Linked DNA regions of Homo sapiens: region 1 is linked to region 2. Evidence: read pairs that join two places in POLR2A ChIA-PET (ENCODE). Cell type or tissue: MCF 10A. All regions are shown on one strand. Each heading gives the region's core, and the rest is flanking DNA. Links, peaks and the distances in the headings are about the cores only. Region 1 holds the start of ZFAND2B (zinc finger AN1-type containing 2B). Region 2 holds the start of MIR153-1 (microRNA 153-1).

Evidence for each region. ChIA-PET counts read pairs that join two places held together with the same protein. Peaks named below come from ENCODE experiments on the same cell type or tissue, not always from the same donor. Only the 100,000 strongest peaks of a DNase experiment are listed, where the experiment ranks them.
Region 1: POLR2A ChIA-PET joins it to region 2 with 11 read pairs; 18 of 35 experiments call an interaction of 5 or more read pairs at or near these places.

Annotation. Positions count from the first base shown.
Region 1 is chr2:219,201,896-219,210,216 of GRCh38, forward strand. It overlaps ZFAND2B (zinc finger AN1-type containing 2B), which reads left to right and starts at 4,887. Exons shown (of 9, transcript NM_138802.3): 1 at 4,887-5,147; 2 at 5,432-5,526; 3 at 5,753-5,884; 4 at 5,992-6,143; 5 at 6,361-6,453; 6 at 6,531-6,591; 7 at 6,677-6,744; 8 at 7,082-7,154; 9 at 7,367-7,753. The coding sequence starts at 5,093. The coding sequence ends at 7,411. ABCB6 (ATP binding cassette subfamily B member 6 (LAN blood group)) reads right to left here. Exons shown (of 19, transcript NM_005689.4): 19 at 7,877-8,151. The coding sequence ends at 8,043. RefSeq lists enhancers at 4,479-4,728, 5,846-6,345 and a silencer at 4,779-5,178. In MCF 10A, for the core only: no CTCF peak of the experiment used is centred there; DNase peaks (open chromatin) are centred at 4,836 and 5,176.
Region 2 is chr2:219,290,149-219,298,469 of GRCh38, forward strand. PTPRN (protein tyrosine phosphatase receptor type N) reads right to left here. Exons shown (of 23, transcript NM_002846.4): 13 at 7,737-7,955; 14 at 7,085-7,285; 15 at 6,837-6,984; 16 at 6,601-6,674; 17 at 6,291-6,368; 18 at 6,078-6,197; 19 at 4,827-4,993; 20 at 1,322-1,375; 21 at 678-742; 22 at 390-463; 23 at 1-149. The coding sequence ends at 78. MIR153-1 (microRNA 153-1) reads right to left here and starts at 4,052; the gene lies at 3,963-4,052. RefSeq lists a silencer at 4,509-5,008 and an enhancer at 4,699-4,993. In MCF 10A, for the core only: a CTCF peak has its summit at 4,846 (motif pointing left); a DNase peak (open chromatin) is centred at 4,873.

The DNA.
Region 1 (8,321 bases), core at 215-8,214, 88 kb before region 2:
AGGGCTCCTCAAATGCCACCAAAGTGGGAGCCCAGGCAGGGGAGGTGCGAGAGCAGGCGAGGGCTCTGAGGACTGCCAGCACGCTGTCACCTCTCAAGCTCACGGGAGAGCTAGTGCACCTGAGGACAAACGGCTGAGCATTGTCACAAAGATTGTGTATCACACACCCAAGGGAGCAAGGCAGAACTCAGGGAAGGCAGTCATGCCAGCCGACTAATCTCCTAGGATCTGAAACCAGCTTCAATCAGCTTCCGCATCCTGGTACTTCACTTAAATATTTAAATACCTTGCACTGATAAGGTGTTTGATTTTTGATAACCCACGGAGAGATTTGGGATTTTCCCCAAACACTCTGAGAAAAATCATCACTTAAGATTCCTTTTTTTGACTTGGGCATGGTGGCTCACACCTGTAATCCTAACACTTTGGGAGGCAGAGGTGGGTGGATCATGAGGTCAGGAGTTCTAGACCAGCCTGGCCAACATGGTGAAACCCCATCTCTACTAAAAATTAGCCGGGTGTGGTGGCGGGCGCCTGTAGTCCCAGCTACTTGGGAGGCTGAGGCAGGAGAGTTGCTTGAACCCAGGAGGCAGAGGTTGCAGTGAGCTGAGATCATGCCACTGCACTCCAGCCTGGGCGACAGAGCGATACTCCATCTCAAAAAAAAAAAAAAAAGATTCCTCTTTTCAGTAGTTAAGGAGGGTCCAAGAGTAGATTTTTGGGAGGCAAATTTGTATGATGGAAAGAACATAGAACTGAAGACAATACAAAAATTTAGGTCCAGATTCTGACTTCGTAGCAAGTAATTTAATCTCTCTCAACTTCAGATTTTTTATCTGCAAAATGGGGATACATGATATCTTTTTCAAAAGATTTTCTTTCTTTTTTTTTTTTTTTTTTTGAGACAGAGTCTCACTCTGTTGCCCAAGCTGGAGTGCAGTGGCACAATCTCGGCTTACTGCAAGCTCCGCCTCCTGGGTTCACGCCATTCTCCTGCTTCAGCCTCCCGAGTAGCTGGGACCACAGGTGCCCGCCACCACGCCCAGCTAATTTTTTGTATTTTTAGTAGAGACAGGGTTTCACCGTGCTAGCCAGGATGGTCTCGATCTCCTGACCTTGTGATCTGCCCGCCTTGGCCTCCCAAAGTGCTGGGATTACAGGCGTGAGCCACCGTGCCCGGCCTACTTCAAAGGATTTTCACAGGGGATTAAATAAGCTAACACATGAGGAAGAGCAGGACACAACAATAAGTGCTAGTTTTTCTTTCCATTTCTTTTTTTTCCTGTTTCTTTATTAATTGAGACATAGTCTCGCTCTGTTGCCACCATGCCTGGCTGATTTTTGTATTTTTAGTAAAGACAGGGTTTCACCATGTTGGCCAGGGTGGTCTTGAACTCCTGGCTTCTGGTGATCTGCCCACCTCAGCCTCCCAAAGTGTTGGGATTATAGGCATGAGCCATCGTGCCTGGCCTTTTCCTTCCATTTCTATATGCACTGTTTCACTAAGAGTCAATTGAGAGGCGGAAAACCACTGAGACAAATACCATTAAACTAATATTCAAGTTGAATTGGAGCCAAGACACCTTTTCTGGCTATCCTCAGTTTGACCTTGTCTGCTTTAGACCTGCTAAAGCTAAAATAACTGGCGTCTGGCTATGACTATGCCTGCGAATTTTAGAGGAACCTATGTCTACTGTCCCAATGAGAGGCTGCAGCTCAGTTACCCACAGCTAAAGCGCAAGGCTGCTTAGCAGGTCTGTGTATGCTTTGTTGGTCTACAATAAAAGAGACTTAAGTAATGCTCAGTTGTTAATTGATATCTCCTAAAATAGCTAATTCAAGTTGCAAAATGTTATTTGATTTCTCTCTCAGTGTTCTCCTGGCTTCTTTTATTCAGGAAGCAAGGAGGCTACATTGGGGAATGGTGACTTTGGTTTGTGCGGGCACTCTTTTTAAATCGTGGGATGAGAACATCACCCAGTGAGAAAGCCCCTGGGCTGGTAATCAGCACAGAGAGCTTAGTCAGGACTATAACCCATCAGTCAGAAAAATATTTGCCTGGGAAGAGAGATACTACCGTGAGAGCTTCATTCACTTTTATCGTGGTCGCTGGGGTCTCTGAGGTAAGTCTGTTATGGCATGATATGGTCTGGATATGTGTCCCCTCCAAATCTCATGTTGAAATGTATTCCCGCCGGGCGCAGTGGCTCATGCCTGTAATTCCAGCACTTTGGGAGGCCGAGGCGGGCGGATCACGAGGTCAGGAGATCGAGACCATCCTGGCTAACACGGTGAAACCCCATCTCTCCTAAAAATACAAAAAATTAGCCGGGCGTGGTGGCATGCGCCTGTAATCCTAGCTACTTGGGAGGCTGAGGCAGGAGAATGGTATGAACCCGGGAGGCGGAGGTTGCAGTGAGCTGAGACTGTGCCACTGCACTCCAGCCTGGGCGACAGAGTGAGATTCTGTCTCAAAAAAGAAAAAAAAAAAAAAAAAAAGAAAAGAAAAAGAAATGTATTCCCAATGTCAGAGGTGGGACCTGGCAGGAGGTGATTGGAACCTGAGAGTGGACCCCTCATGAATGGCTTAGTGCCATCCTCTTGGTGATGAGTGAATTCTCACTCAGTTCACATCAGATCTGGTTTTGAAAAGACTCTGGGACCTCCCTCTTCTCTCTCTTGCTCCCACTCTTGCCATGTGACATGCCTGTTCCCCCTAGGCCTTCTGCAATGATTAGAAGCTTCCTGAGGCCTCACCAGAAGCTGAGCAGATGCTGGCACCATGCTTCCTATGCAGTCTGCAGAACCATGAATAAATTAAACCTCTTTCTTTATAAATCAACCAGCCTCAGATTTTTTTTTTTTTTTAAAGACAGGGTCTCACTTTGTTATCCAGCTGAAGCACAGTGGTACAATCATAGCTCACTGCAACTTCGAGCTCCTAGGCTCAAGCAATCCTCCCACCAAAGCCTCTCGAGTATTTGGGACAACGGGTGGATGCCACCATGCCCAGCTAACTTTTTAAAAATTTTTTTTGTAGAGAGGGAGGTCTTACTATGTTGCCCAGGCTGGTCTCAAACTCCTGGACTCGAGTGACCCTCCCACCTTGGCCTCCGAGGGATGGGATTACAGGCATGAGCCACCATGCCTAGCGAGGTATTTCTGTATAGCAACATAAGAACAAATGACTACATTTGCACTTCAAGCATTCTGGCTCATGCTCAAAAATGAGATCCGAAGATTTTTATTTTTTGAGTTCCACAAGGCTTTGGTTATCTGAGCATTTGTAAAGTGGGAGTGGGGAGAGAGGCAGTGTTTATCTTTGTTTAGTCTGCTCCATACACGTTTCTCCAAACTGAAAGCCTACAATTCTTTCTATTTTTGTAGAGACAGGGTCTCACTATGTTGCCCAGGCTGGAACTCCTAGGCTCAAGCGATCCTCCTGCGTCAGCCTCCCAAAGTGCTGAAATTACAAGCGTCAGCCACCATGCCGGGACTGGAAGCCTACAATTCTAAATTGTACTGATGAATATAGAGAGGAAAAAAAATGAATAAACAAAATTCTTAGAACCAAATGATTATAATGAGACTGGGAAAAAATTATTTGAAATCTGACAGTTATATATTGAAACAAAATAAAAGCATTTATAAAGTCCTGGATGCAATTTAAAATAAAAAGAATATTGGCTGGGAGTGGTGGCTCATGCCTGTAATCCCAGCACTTTGGGAGGCCGAGGCGGGCAGATCACGAGGTCAGGAGTTCGAGACCAGCCTGGGCAACATGGTGAAACGCCGTCTCTAAAAATACAAAAATTAGCTGGACGCAGTGGTGTGCACCTGTAGTCCCAACTACTTGGGAGGCTGAGGCAGGAGAATCGCTTGAACCCGGGAAGCAGAGGTTGCAGTGAGCCGAGATCATGCCACTGCACTCCAGCCTGGGTGACAAGAGTGACACTGTGTCTCAAAAAAAAAAAAATTATATTGGTCAGGTGTGGTGGCTCACGTCTGTAATCCCAGCACTTTGGGAGGCCAAGGCAGGAGGATCACTTAAGGCCAGGAGTTCGAGACCAATCTGGGCAACAAAGAGAGACCCCTCCCCAACCCCATTTCTACAAAATTAAAAATTAGCTGAGCACGGTGGCTTGTGCCTGTAGTCCTGGCTACATTCAATAATTACTAAGAATATTCTAGGCTAGGGTTTTTCAGAGTGTGGTGCATGGCAATCTGTGTCAGAATTCCTTCAGGTGCTTCCTACTGAATTAGAAGCTCCAGGGCCCGGAAATCCGCATTTTAAACTAGCTCCGTAGGCGATTTGGATTCACACTAAAGACTGAGGACCACACTGTTCTAGGCACTGTTAGGTGCTGGGACCTAACACGAAACAAGGTAGACGTGGTTCCTGATTTCCCAGTATGCTCATATAGGGGTTGGTCGCATTAGTGATATGGGTGCTAGAATGGAAGAAGTAAGATCACATAGCAGGTGCGCCTAGTTCAGACTGAGGAGGGATCTGCAGCTCTAGAGACGTCTGTACTTCAGAGAAATACAGGAGCTGTCAGCTCGTGGAGGCGAAGGGCAGCCGTGGCCGTGAACAAAATGGCCAGGAGGAGGGCATCGTGTGTGAAGCGGGCTAAGGACCGAATTGTGAAAGACCCCAAACCACCCAGCCTTCCATCCCCCAAGATATCCGTCTTTGCCTTCGCTGGCCTTCCTCTGCGGAGCTACGCCCGCGCCCAGGGTGGCGGAGCCGCGCATCAACACCCTCTCGCCTCGGGACAGTCTTCCGACTCAGCCTTCTAGAGCAAGGCGAGGCGGGGCGGGGCTCAACCGAGGCCCTCCCCGGCTGCCCGGAGACTGCGCCGGACGCGCCAGCCCTGCGGGATGACGTCAGCGCGCCGCGCGCGCCGAGGGAGGAGCGGGCGCCGGGGGCCGGCTGGCGCGGGGGCTCCGGTAACCCGGGCTGGGCGGGGGAGAGGAAGGGGCGGGGCAGGGAGCCCGCCAGAGTGCGGGGTCGCGGTGCGGACTTCGAGCACGAGCCCTAAAGACGCTCAGCACTCGTCGCTTCTCCTAGCAGACCCTGCCCGGCTTGGCGATGGAGTTTCCGGACCTCGGCGCTCACTGTTCGGAGCCGAGCTGTCAGCGCTTGGGTGAGGGGCGGAGCGCGCGGGGGGCGGGGCCCAGCGGACAGGGACTTTGAACCGCAGGTTGGGAGGGAAGGGTGGGCTCCCAGGCTGGCAATGCCGGGGGGCGGGGCTTGAAGCTGGGGGGGGGTGGTCAGCGGCAGAGGGGGCGTGGCCAAGGAGGTAATGGGCTTGGGAAGGGGCGGTGTGTCGAAAATAGGGTGGCGTTTTCCTTCCCGAGTGGAAGACTTGAGTGAGAGAGAAGGACATCGAGGTCCCGCTGGACCTGCAATCCGACCAACTCTTTGCAGATTTTCTGCCGCTTAAGTGTGATGCCTGCTCAGGCATCTTCTGCGCAGACCATGTGGCCTACGCCCAGCATCACTGTGGATCTGCTTACCAAAAGGTGAGGGGGCGATCCTCAGGGTGAAAGCAGGCAGATGGAGAATGCGTGCAGAATCCCCCAAATCTGTGTCTCACGTTTCTTCTCCCTTTTGTCCTTCTGAGGCTGTCAGTGCTGGGAAACACTGTTTTTTTGCGTGTTTGTGGTGGGTCATATCCAAGTTCTTTCAGGACCAGAGATTTGTTGGACTGGAGTGGGCCACAGACTGACCCTTGCTCCTTGACTACAGGATATCCAGGTACCTGTGTGCCCTCTCTGTAATGTGCCTGTGCCTGTGGCCAGAGGGGAGCCCCCTGACCGTGCTGTGGGAGAGCACATTGACAGAGACTGTCGCTCTGATCCAGCACAGCAAAAACGTAAGGTAAACATTGTAGGGGTCAGCCACAACCCAGCTGGGACTACGGATGCCTGGAAACCCAAACAGCTAATCAGAGTCTCAGCAGAGACAACCTTCTCACTTCACCTCAGATCTTCACCAATAAGTGTGAACGCGCTGGCTGCCGGCAGCGAGAAATGATGAAACTGACCTGTGAACGCTGTAGCCGAAACTTCTGCATCAAGCACCGGCATCCACTGGACCATGATTGCTCTGGGGAGGGGCACCCAACCAGCCGGGCAGGGTAATGGCAGCCAAGTCCTCCACTTGCTTTTGGGAAGCATTCTTTTGGAACTGACTCAAGCTCTGTTGTTATAAATTGGGGAGCTTCAACCCTACCCTGTCGGCTAGGGGAGTCTTTTAGCTTCCTTTTCAAGTGCATGTTTTTCCAGAACTCCCCTCCTGACTTCCTGGGTAAGGCTAGTTCTTGGAGACATGCCAAAAATCTCTCTTCCCTACAGACTTGCTGCCATCTCCAGAGCACAAGCTGTGGCTTCTACAAGCACTGTCCCCAGCCCAAGTCAAACCATGCCTTCCTGTACCTCTCCCAGCAGGTAGGCCTGCCCGTTTCCCTGCTCCCCCTTTTTCCCCTTCACACCTCTGACCTCCACCTCTTCAATGTCTGTCGTAGAGCCACAACCCGATCTCCGTCCTGGACAGCCCCTCCAGTGATTGCTTTGCAGAATGGCCTGGTGAGTTGGGCAGAGGTTGGATGGACAGAAACAAACACACAGAGAGTGAAGTCCAAGGACGCTGGTCTTCTTTCTCCCTTTGTAGAGTGAGGATGAAGCTCTGCAGCGGGCCCTGGAAATGTCCCTGGCAGAAACCAAACCCCAGGTTCCAAGGTACCTTACCCTCTTGTGAAAGAGAGCGCAAGCTGTGGGCAAGGGCTTGGTCTGGAGGCAGGTAGGTGGGACCACTCTGACACAATGCAAGATAATCGCTGGCAACTTGGTCTCAAAATTAAGATGAACTATATGATCTTTGACAAGTTATTTAACCCATGGAGCCTTCATTTCCTCTATAAAACGGGGACAATACTAATACCCACCTTGTAGTGTTGCTATGAAGATTGAGATAATCCTCAGCAGTGCTCAGCACCATGAGGCCCAACACACACAGATCAGATGTTCAAATTTCAGATCTTACCATCATCCAACTTAAACTGTTTCTCCCTCCCAGTTGTCAGGAGGAAGAAGACCTAGCTTTAGCACAAGCACTGTCAGCCAGTGAGGCAGAATACCAGCGGCAGCAGGTATGAGGCTGGGCTGAAGATATATGCTGCAGTGGAAGGGAGGAAGAAGTCAGGGATGGGGGTTCTTCCTAGTGGTGCAGAGTTTTGGAATGGTGGTTATCGTCTGGTTTTCAGTATGACTCCAGCCCATGCTGAGCTCTGAAATGAGGGCTGTCCCTCATTTCCTTGACGTTGCACTGTGTCTTCCCCTCCTTCCCCTCTCTTTGCTCTAGGCCCAGAGCCGCAGCTCGAAGCCGTCCAACTGCAGCCTGTGCTAGGGCCCTGGGCTTGGGGAGGGAGGTTCACCTGAGGAGGACTGTGGCCCTCACACCTCTAGGGTACACAGGGAGAGGAGGCCCGGAGCACCCTGGAGGGCAGAGACAAGCGGGAGTGATGTGGAGGTCGCCCTGGGAGCCTCTGGAAGGCCTTGCTAGTGCTCCAGCTGCATGGAAGAGAGCGGCTAGCAACTGTTCCCTGGTTGGGCCCTCAGTGGATGCTGGCCAGGCCCTACTCTTAGCCCCTTCATCATGTCATCTCCCTTATGCTGGAGCTGCCCCGATGTGGAGTGGGCAGGAAGGGGCCTGGAAAAAATAAAGGATCTTGGCAGTTGATAAAACGTACAAGTGGTGTGTTTCTCTCTCCTCTCTAACCTCAAACAGGAAAGCCGTGTCAAGAATGCTCATCTGACTTATGGGTAGAGGCCCGCTGCAGTACCCCATCCCACAAAGCCACAGTGATCCTCGCACAGTCCACATTTTTATTTCCCCAAAAGATGTTTTTCGGAAAGGTCCCTTTCCCTTACCATAGCTAGCACCATACCCCAAGACCAGGATGAAATAAGCCAGGGAAAGGAGACACATCTTATTCCCTTCTGGGTTAGTCTTTGAGAGGGAAGTGGCCAAACTTTTGTCACCGTTCCATGGTCTGAGGCTTAGTGTCTTCAGAGGTTTCTTCCTGTCCCTGCTGCAGCTGCCACATGTCAGCATACACCCCACCTCGGGACAACAGAGCCTCGTGTCTGGGGTGAGGAGAAAAGTGTGAGTCCTAACCATTAGTTTTACCCCGAGGGTCCTTGCCACCAGCCCACAGAGAGGACGGGATGGGAAGGGAGGTCCCCTCCAGAAGCCCCTGGGACTTCATGCCCCCTTTCCTGGAGCCCCCAATTCAGAAGACCTGTCCTTTTGATCT
Region 2 (8,321 bases), core at 301-8,300:
AGGAGTGGGTACACAGAGATGCTCACACAGGCAAAGAGGGACAGAGGCTGGGCTGCCCGCCAAGGGGCCCCAGGGTCTCACTGGGGCAGGGCCTTGAGGATGGCATTCACTTCCTCCGCCACGGCTGTCAGGGCAAATTCAAACTGGTCCTGAGGAAGGGCAGTGGTAGGATGGTCATGGAGAGGGCTGACCTGTGCTCTGCCCTCAAGATGGGGGGCTTTTGGTGGGGGGAGGGCCCTGGGCAGGTCCCCTGGGAGGAAGGGAGCCCTCCTGGAGGAGGCGCAGAAGCAGGTGGGAAAGGTTGGCAGCTGCTGCTTTCCCTGGGGTGGCCAAGAAGTGGGTGCTAGGGAAGGGTGGGAGCTGGGGTTGGGGCAGGAAGGCATGGTCACCTTAGAGCGGACAAGGCCAGGCCGCTGGTCACGGACATGCTCCAGGGTGGCAGCGATGTCAATCTCCTTCACTCCTGGAGATGGAGGTGGGGATGGGGCTGCTCAGGGGGTGTCCAGAGGAGGACAGGACCCAGAAAACCTGAGGCCTCCTGGAGGCAAAGAGCCTTGGAGGGCTGGGCAGAGCCTGGAGGTTGACAACCTGCTCCTTCTGAGCTCCCAGGACCCTGTGTGCTGGGGAGCCTCTAAAAAGGGCCTGGGGGCTGCGGGCACCGTGGGGAAGCTCCCTACCTTTTGCCATGCGGTTCAGGACCATGTCGATGAGGATGTAGGTGCCGGTCCTCCCCGCACCATCACTGAAACAGGAGTTAGTGACAGGTTTAGCTTGAGATGCAGCAGAAAGGGGGAGGGACGGAGGAGGCGAGGAGGCCTGGAGGCCTGGGGGAGGGGAGGACACTGGGTGACCCGTTGGGGTTGGCTTGGAGAGGGACAGTGAGCCGAGGATGAAGGAAAGCTCATAGCACCTGCACGCTGGGACTTGGGCCTTGAGAGGGGAGTCTGTGACCTGTGGGTGTCATTTGGGCAATGGGACAACCAAAGAGGAGAGCCATGGCTCAGCCCAGAAGCAGAGGCAGCAGGAGGGAATTGGATGGGCCTCTCTAGCCTTCAGCCAGCTTTTTGTGTATAGGGGGCCAATGGTCAATATTTTCAACTTTGTGGGCCACATACAGTTTGTATCACATACTTTTCTTCTTTTTTCTTCACCCATTTAAAACTGTGAATGCCACGCTTAGGTCTTGGCCATTAAAAACAGGTGGTGTGCTGGATTTGGACTATGCCTGCAGTTTGCTAGCACCAAGGGGACAGGCAGGCAATGTGCACAGGAGACGCACACAGGGAGTGGGACCAGAGAGATGAATCTCCTCTCCACCCACCTGCAGTGCACGATGATGGGGCAGGAGCGGCCCCGGTAGCACTTGTTCACCTTCCTGCAACAAGAAATGGGTGTGAGGGCCAGTGGGCACCAGCAGAGAGGGAAAGGGAAGCTGAAACACATGACGTGGGCCTCTCTTTCTTCCTTTTCTCCCCACCTGCCCGGGGCAGAGAGGGAAGATGGTTGGAGAAAGGAGCCAGGGCTGGAGGCAAAGAACCAGAGCTGGTGTGGGTGGCATTGGGCTCGCCTTGTCACTTGCAAGCTAGGTGCCCAAGCTATGCACCTGGAACAACTGATTTAACCTCTTTGAGCCTCAGTTTTCTTACCTGTAAAATGGAGGATAGTAAGAAAAACCTCCTTAGGGTTCTTACAATGATCACATGAGATAACCCATGTAAAGAGCTAAGTGCTAGGTCTGGCACACAATAGGTGCTCAATACATGGTAGCAGGTGGCAACTATTAATGATAATACATCATCATATTAAGAGACACTTCTGCCCAAGTCCAAGGGGATAGCTTTCTGGTGACTTCAAGGGTGTCAGTCTTGCCACATCCCTGCTCTGGCCCTCTGCCATTCTTTATGACCACCCAGGCTGTTTTCCTCCCGACTCAGGCTCCAGTGGTCCTTACCAGTTGTGACATCAGGCTGCCCTGGGCATAGTGTTCCCTGGGCCAGGGGAGGACAACCCCAACCCCTCAACTCGGGACATTGTGCTACTGCTTGTCTCCCTGGAGCAGTCTCACTTCAGCACAGGCATTCTGTGGCTGCGTTATATTCAGACTTGGGGTCCCCTTGGACCTCAGACCTTTCTCCACTGCCCCTGACCACAACTCAGTGAGGAGCAGGGGGCTTCTCCGTCTCTCAATGGACCCATCTAACCTGCCCTTGTCCTTTATGACCTTTCTGCTTTGGGAGTCACCTGCATACTCCTGATATCCCTGCAAGCCAGAACCAGGGAAGACCTTCTTAGGGGTTGTCAGATTGAAGTTTGGAACTTCACAGTCCTTCAGCTATAGGACCAGGTGACTTAGAATGGCTTCATAGGAGTCCACATGGTTTTCTAGCTCATTGGCTGTTACGTCAGAGGGCTAGGGTAGAAGAGTAATCACAATAGTTGTTTTTGCTCATTTAATAATGATAATAGGCAGCATCTAGAATTAACGGAGCCCTTGCTATGTATCAGGCACTTACACTAGATTTTACATACTTTATCAAATCTTGCAACAGCCCTCTAAAGCAGGGGTCCCCAATCCCTGGGCCATGGACCAGTGTCAGTCTATGGCCTGTTGGGAACCGAGCCGCATAGCAGGAGGCAAGCGAACATTACCACCTGAGCTCCGCCTCCTGTTAGATCAGCCATTGCAATAGATTCTCACAGAAGTGCGAACCCTATCGTGACCTGCACATGTGAGGGATCTAGGTTGTGAGCTCCTTATGAGAATCTAATGCCTGATGATCTGAGGGGGAACAGTTTCATCCTCAAACCACCCCCTCTCCCAGCCGTGGAAAAATTGTCTTCCACAAAACCGGTCCCTTGTGCCAAAAAGGTTGGGAACCTCTGCTCTAAAGTATGTGTAATCATCCCCATCTCACAGGTAGCGGAATGGAGGGAAGCCAAGGAACTTACTCAGGGTCACTTTCTTAGGGTCTCTTTTATTAATTTGTTTTCCTTCTAGGGGGGCTTGACCAAACTGCATTTATTTATTTATTTATTTATTTATTTATTTTGAGAGGGAGTCTGGCTCTGTTGCCCAAGTGGCAGTACAGTGGCACGGTCTCGTCTCACTGCAACTGCTGCCTCCCAGGTTTAAGAGATTCTCCTGCCTCAGCCTCCCGAGTAGCTGGGAGTACAGGCGCTCGCCACCCTGCCTGGCTAATTTTTGTATTTTTGGCAGAACAGGGTTTGACCATGTTGGCCAGTCTGGTCTTGAACTCCTGATCTCAAGTGATCCACCCACCTCGGCCTCCCAAAGTGCTGGGATTACAGGTGTGAACCACCGCGCCCGGCCCCGAACTGCATTTCTTAAGCAACAGTTTATTTGTTCTGGATGTCTAATGCCAACTGAGTTTACATAATTCCAGCCTAAAGCAATCTTTTAGCTTATCTGTGCAGCTTTAAAACAGATCCATGCACTAGTTCTACCAGGATTTTTTAAATATGGAAAAAAGGAAATAGCTCTGATACCCTGGCACTGCTTTCAAGACGCCTGTGTCTCAGGCCTCAGGGACCCCAGTTAGAAACTGCTGTCCTGAGGTTCAGAAACTATACCCATGTCCCCACCCCCAGCTCTGCTCCTCTGTCCAGTACCTAGAGACATCAGGCCAGCTTGGCAAGGGACAGAGAACCAGGAGAAGGGCGCAGTGTGGGTGGGCCCCTGCCCTTGGTAGTGGGCTTCCCAAGTACCTGTCTGGGGCTAGGAAAAGCAGGGGACGCTGGAGGGCTGACCTGTCTTGGTGTCAGTGTTGGAAAAGGGTAAGTCCCTCAGGTAGCCCCTGTCTAGTCCCCACCTGCTCCACTGAGCCCCCCAGAATCCAGAGATCCTCCCACACTCCTTTCGACAGTCTTTGCCTCTTCCCTGTACCCCTTGCTCCCAGCTCGGGGTGGTCCCCGGGCCACATGTCCTGTCTGTCCATGCAGCAGCCACACCTGCCAATGATCACTTTTGTGACTATGCAACTGGAGTGAGAATACTAGCTGCAGATCACAAAAATGACACTGGCAGCTGTGAGGGAGAGAGAGAAAGAGGGAAGAAGGGAGAGGGAAGGACAGAGAGAGGAAAGACAGGCAGCGGGAGGGAGAGGGAGAGACGGACAGAGCAGCAGAGAGAAACTGGCAGACAGGGGAAGGAGGTGGAGAAAAACAGGGGAGAGGGCAGAGAGAAAGGAAGAGAAGCGCGGAGAGGGAGAAATGGAGAGAGAGGGAAAGGGTGAGGCAGAGACAGAGTGAGAGAGAGATGGGGAGAGAGAAGAGGAAGAAAGAGGAAAGGAAAAAGAATGAAAGACACAGAAAAAAGAGGCGAAGAGACGGAGAGGGATGAAGGAGGGACGGAGAGGGATGAAGGAGGGGAGACGGGCAGGCGGGAGTGAGAGACGGAGGGGGCAGCAAGGCAGCGCAGTGCAGGGCCTGGAGACAGCGGGGCAGGAGGGAACTGGAAGGAGAAAGGAAGCAGGGGTCCTGGAGAGGGAGGGGAGACAGAAAGCAGAGGGCCCTCTGGAGGAAGCAGGTGGAGGAGAAGGAGCCAGTCCCGGGAGCGTGAGAGGGAGGGAGCAGAGCAGCAGCGGCCGGCGCGGAGCTGGCCCACGCGGGTGGTGGAGGCTCGGGGAAGGGCACAGCCGGAGCCTCAGGCCTGCTTTTAGGGGTGGGAGCGTGGGGTCTGGAGCGGGCGGCCAGAAGTCAGAGGCCGAGGCTCCAGGCCCGACCCGGGGCTCCAGGCCGAGCGGCGGGCGGACCCCGGCTCCGCCCCCGCCCATGCGGTCCCTCCAGGCGGGGGCGCCCGCGCTCACCTGCGGAAGTCCAGCAGGGGCCGCGTGGAGGCCGGTGTGCCCTCTGCCGGCCAGCTGAGGAAGTGGAACTGCGTGAGCGTGCGCGTCTCCTGGGTCTGCACGTTCTTCAGGTAGAAGCTCCGCACCAGAAAGTCCTCGCACCAGATGTGCTCCGACACCAGGTTCACCTGCCCGGCAGGGGCCCAGGCCTGAGCGCCGCGGGCTGCCCCAGTCCCCGCGTTGCGCGCGCTCTCCTCGCGACCTTCTCGGTCTCTCCAACCACCGCCCGGCCTCCCAGGCCGGTTCAAATTCTAAGTTCCAGCGGTCCCAGGAACCCTGGCTGCCTGTCACTTATCTACTGCTCAGGACCACTAGTAGCTTTTCCACCCAGACACAGCTATTGTGAGCCTCTCGAGGTCGGAGTTTCTCCTCCCTCTTCCTCGCAGGGTCTACCAGAGTATCGGTGCTACACGTGCCATAAACTTGGATGAAATTCTGTAGTATTCTTACTGGATTTTTTTCGTTAACCACCAGCAGGACCAATGAAAGGCTTTTTAAAAAAACCGTCATGTGCTTATTTGGTGGGGAAAAAATTACTATTCAGGCTCATCTGGTGATGAGAAGCTTCTGCTGTGTTCTTAAGGTTTTTTTGTCTTAGTGGGGACTCACGTTCTCCCATTTGTCTGAAATATTTCTCTTTCCCCTGCTTGGCCTCTGCCCAGTTCCCCCTCCTTCTCCACCCCTCCACCTAGTCTCTCTCCTAATGAAAAAGTTTGTTTCTCTTTTACATTAGTAACGTATGTAACGGGTGGTATGTCTTTCTTTGCTTTGGCCACCAGGAAACTCAGAGCTAAATTAGGTTCAATTAACGTAGGTCTTAATCTCAGTCTTTGGGTATCCTTATCTTCCCTGTCTAATATACACTTAGCTGTTAGCTTCTTACCTCGGTTTTGGTGGTTTTATAGTTTGATCTCTGTGCCTTTATCATAAGTCTCTATGAACGCTTTTTGACTCTAGACAGGACACACACACACACACACACACACACACATGTATGTTCTGTAAACAGGACACACACATGTATATATGTGAATATATGGGTATGCATATATGTGTTTATATATATTCATATATGTATGAATCATGAGCAGGGCCAATAAAAGCCTTTTTAAAAAGACTGTTGAGTGCTCATTTGGTGAAGAAAACGTTACGAAAAGGCCATCATCTACTCTTCCCACATCCATTGTCCCCTTGCTGTGGGGCCCTGCTGACCTCATATACGTGGTAGAGGGAGGCACCCTCATCTGGCCAGTAGCGGTCACACTGCTTGACACCATCCTCCACCAGCGGGGTCAGCATGACGATGACGGTGCAGCCGCTCTCCCACACCATCTAGGGACAGAGACCCAGTTGAGCTCCACTCTAACCTCCCTGGGACCTCGTGGCCACAAGGACCCCAGCGAAGCCCTCCCTTTAAGAGCCCACCTGCCAGAAGTCTGCGATGGTATGGGACAGCGGGCCCTGCGTGGCTATGTAGGCTGGCATCCGAGGGTCATGCTCAATCTGGAGGCAGGGAAGATACACCATGAGCCAGTGTGGGAAATGCCACTATGGACAGGCGTGGTCAGAGCAAGTGGGTCAGGGTCTGAGAAGGCTGGCAGTTCCCCCTTGCTAGGATATCAGGCCCCACCACTCCAGGGGGTTGGTGGGGTGGCAGGTGACCACGGGGAAATGGAGTGCATAGGGCCAGGATAATGATGGGGCAGAGGTGGGGGCTGGAGTCAGGGCCACTCACAATGGGGCTGGCGTTGATGTAATCGCTCCGAGAAGGGCTGCTCTCCACCTTCAGTTTTATGCGGGCATGGTCATCTGCACAGACCCGACACCCCACCCCAGATGGCCCTCTGGTCATTGGCATCGCGGGACCTCTGCCACTCAGCCTGAGCCAGAAGCCCAACCCCTTACCCCAAGCCCTCCAGACCTCGCAGCAGAGAGAGGGCTGGGCCAGGTGGGCCAGCAGGGTTCACTCACAGGGCAGGAAGTCAGGATGCCGGTTCTTTTTGATGTTGCCCTCCCCCTGCGCGGTGGCACAGGTGTTTGGCTCTGCTTGGTAGGCACAGAGGGCCTGCCACTCCTTGGCAAGGCGGTCCCGGTTCCGCAGGTGATCCTCCATGTATGCCTGTGGGGGCACCACGGTCTGGCTCTGGCCCACACAGCCAGCCTGGCCTCTCTCACCATCCCATTCCTTCACCCACTCTGGGCCCAGGCCCTGTCCTGACCAGAATCATGTGTCCCGTGGAGATGTCCATGTTGGCTTGGGCCGGCTCCTCGCACCAGGACGGGGTGCTGCTGTGGGAGCTGGGGCTGGCCTGGGCTGCGTCGCTGAACTGGGAGGACACACTGCTCACCCGTGAAGGCTCCGGTGGACCCTCTGCCCGGTTGAACAAGGACTTCGTGGCCATGTGCTGGCGGCACAGGTCCTGTGGAGGAAGAATCAGGTGAGGTCCAAGAGTCCCCTGAAACTTTTCAACAGGGCCCTGGGTTCAACTCTGGGCTCCTAGGCTTGCCCTTGACTGATTTTCAGTGGAACTCAGCTCCTCTGGGGTATGGTCTTCTGCCTGGCCCTGATCCTTTCCAGGGCTGTTTTGCTTGGGTGGTGCTTATGTCAACCTCAGACATGACAGAGTGGAATCCCAGAGCCCCAGAAGCACAGCACCAAGAAGAACCTTAGGCACTGTATGCTCCCAATTCCCATGCGTTCATAAAGGCCCCTACCATACTCCCTCCCACTGGGGCTTCTCCAGCCTCCACTGGACCTTCCCAGGGATGAGGGCTCACTCCCCATTCAGTTCCGACCCTTAGTCCACGCAAGACCCAGACTCCCAGGCCCCTTGCATTTCCTTTGCTCAATCAGCTTCTGGGGCTGCACACCTGGTACTCAAAGGTAGTGTCACCATGGGCCCCCTCAGGCCCCAGGGCTGCCAGGCGCTCCTTGTCTTGCTGCCGCGCATGCTGCCGCACACACAGAGCCACAGCCAGAGCCACCAGCAGCCCAGCCACACCTGCCAGGGCCACCAGAGTGAGCAGCACTGAGCGCATGGGTGAGGTGCTGTGCGCAGTTTGGGGAAGGACTGCAGCTGCCTCCTCCCTCTGTGGGAACAAGGCTAGAATCAAGGGAGGCAGTGGCATAGGGAGGTTTCAGAGCTGCTCCTCACCCCGGTCCCATGCCACACCCCCTGTTAGGACATCTCCTGGGGCAAAGCTGGGAGATTAGGGGTATGGTGGTACAGCCAGATGGGCTCAGATTCTCCTTCTCAATCCCCATCGGATCAACTCAACCACAGTGCAGTGCCAGAGGCCCCCACCAGGAGTGTTTGCATTTAAAAACGGACAGAGAACCCTAGGAATTGAATTGTAGAACGTGAGGCATCAGTGTTGGATGCAGAAGACAAAGGTATTTTGAGTATAGGCCGGGCGTGGTGGCTCACACCTGTAATCTCAGCACTTTGGGGGGCC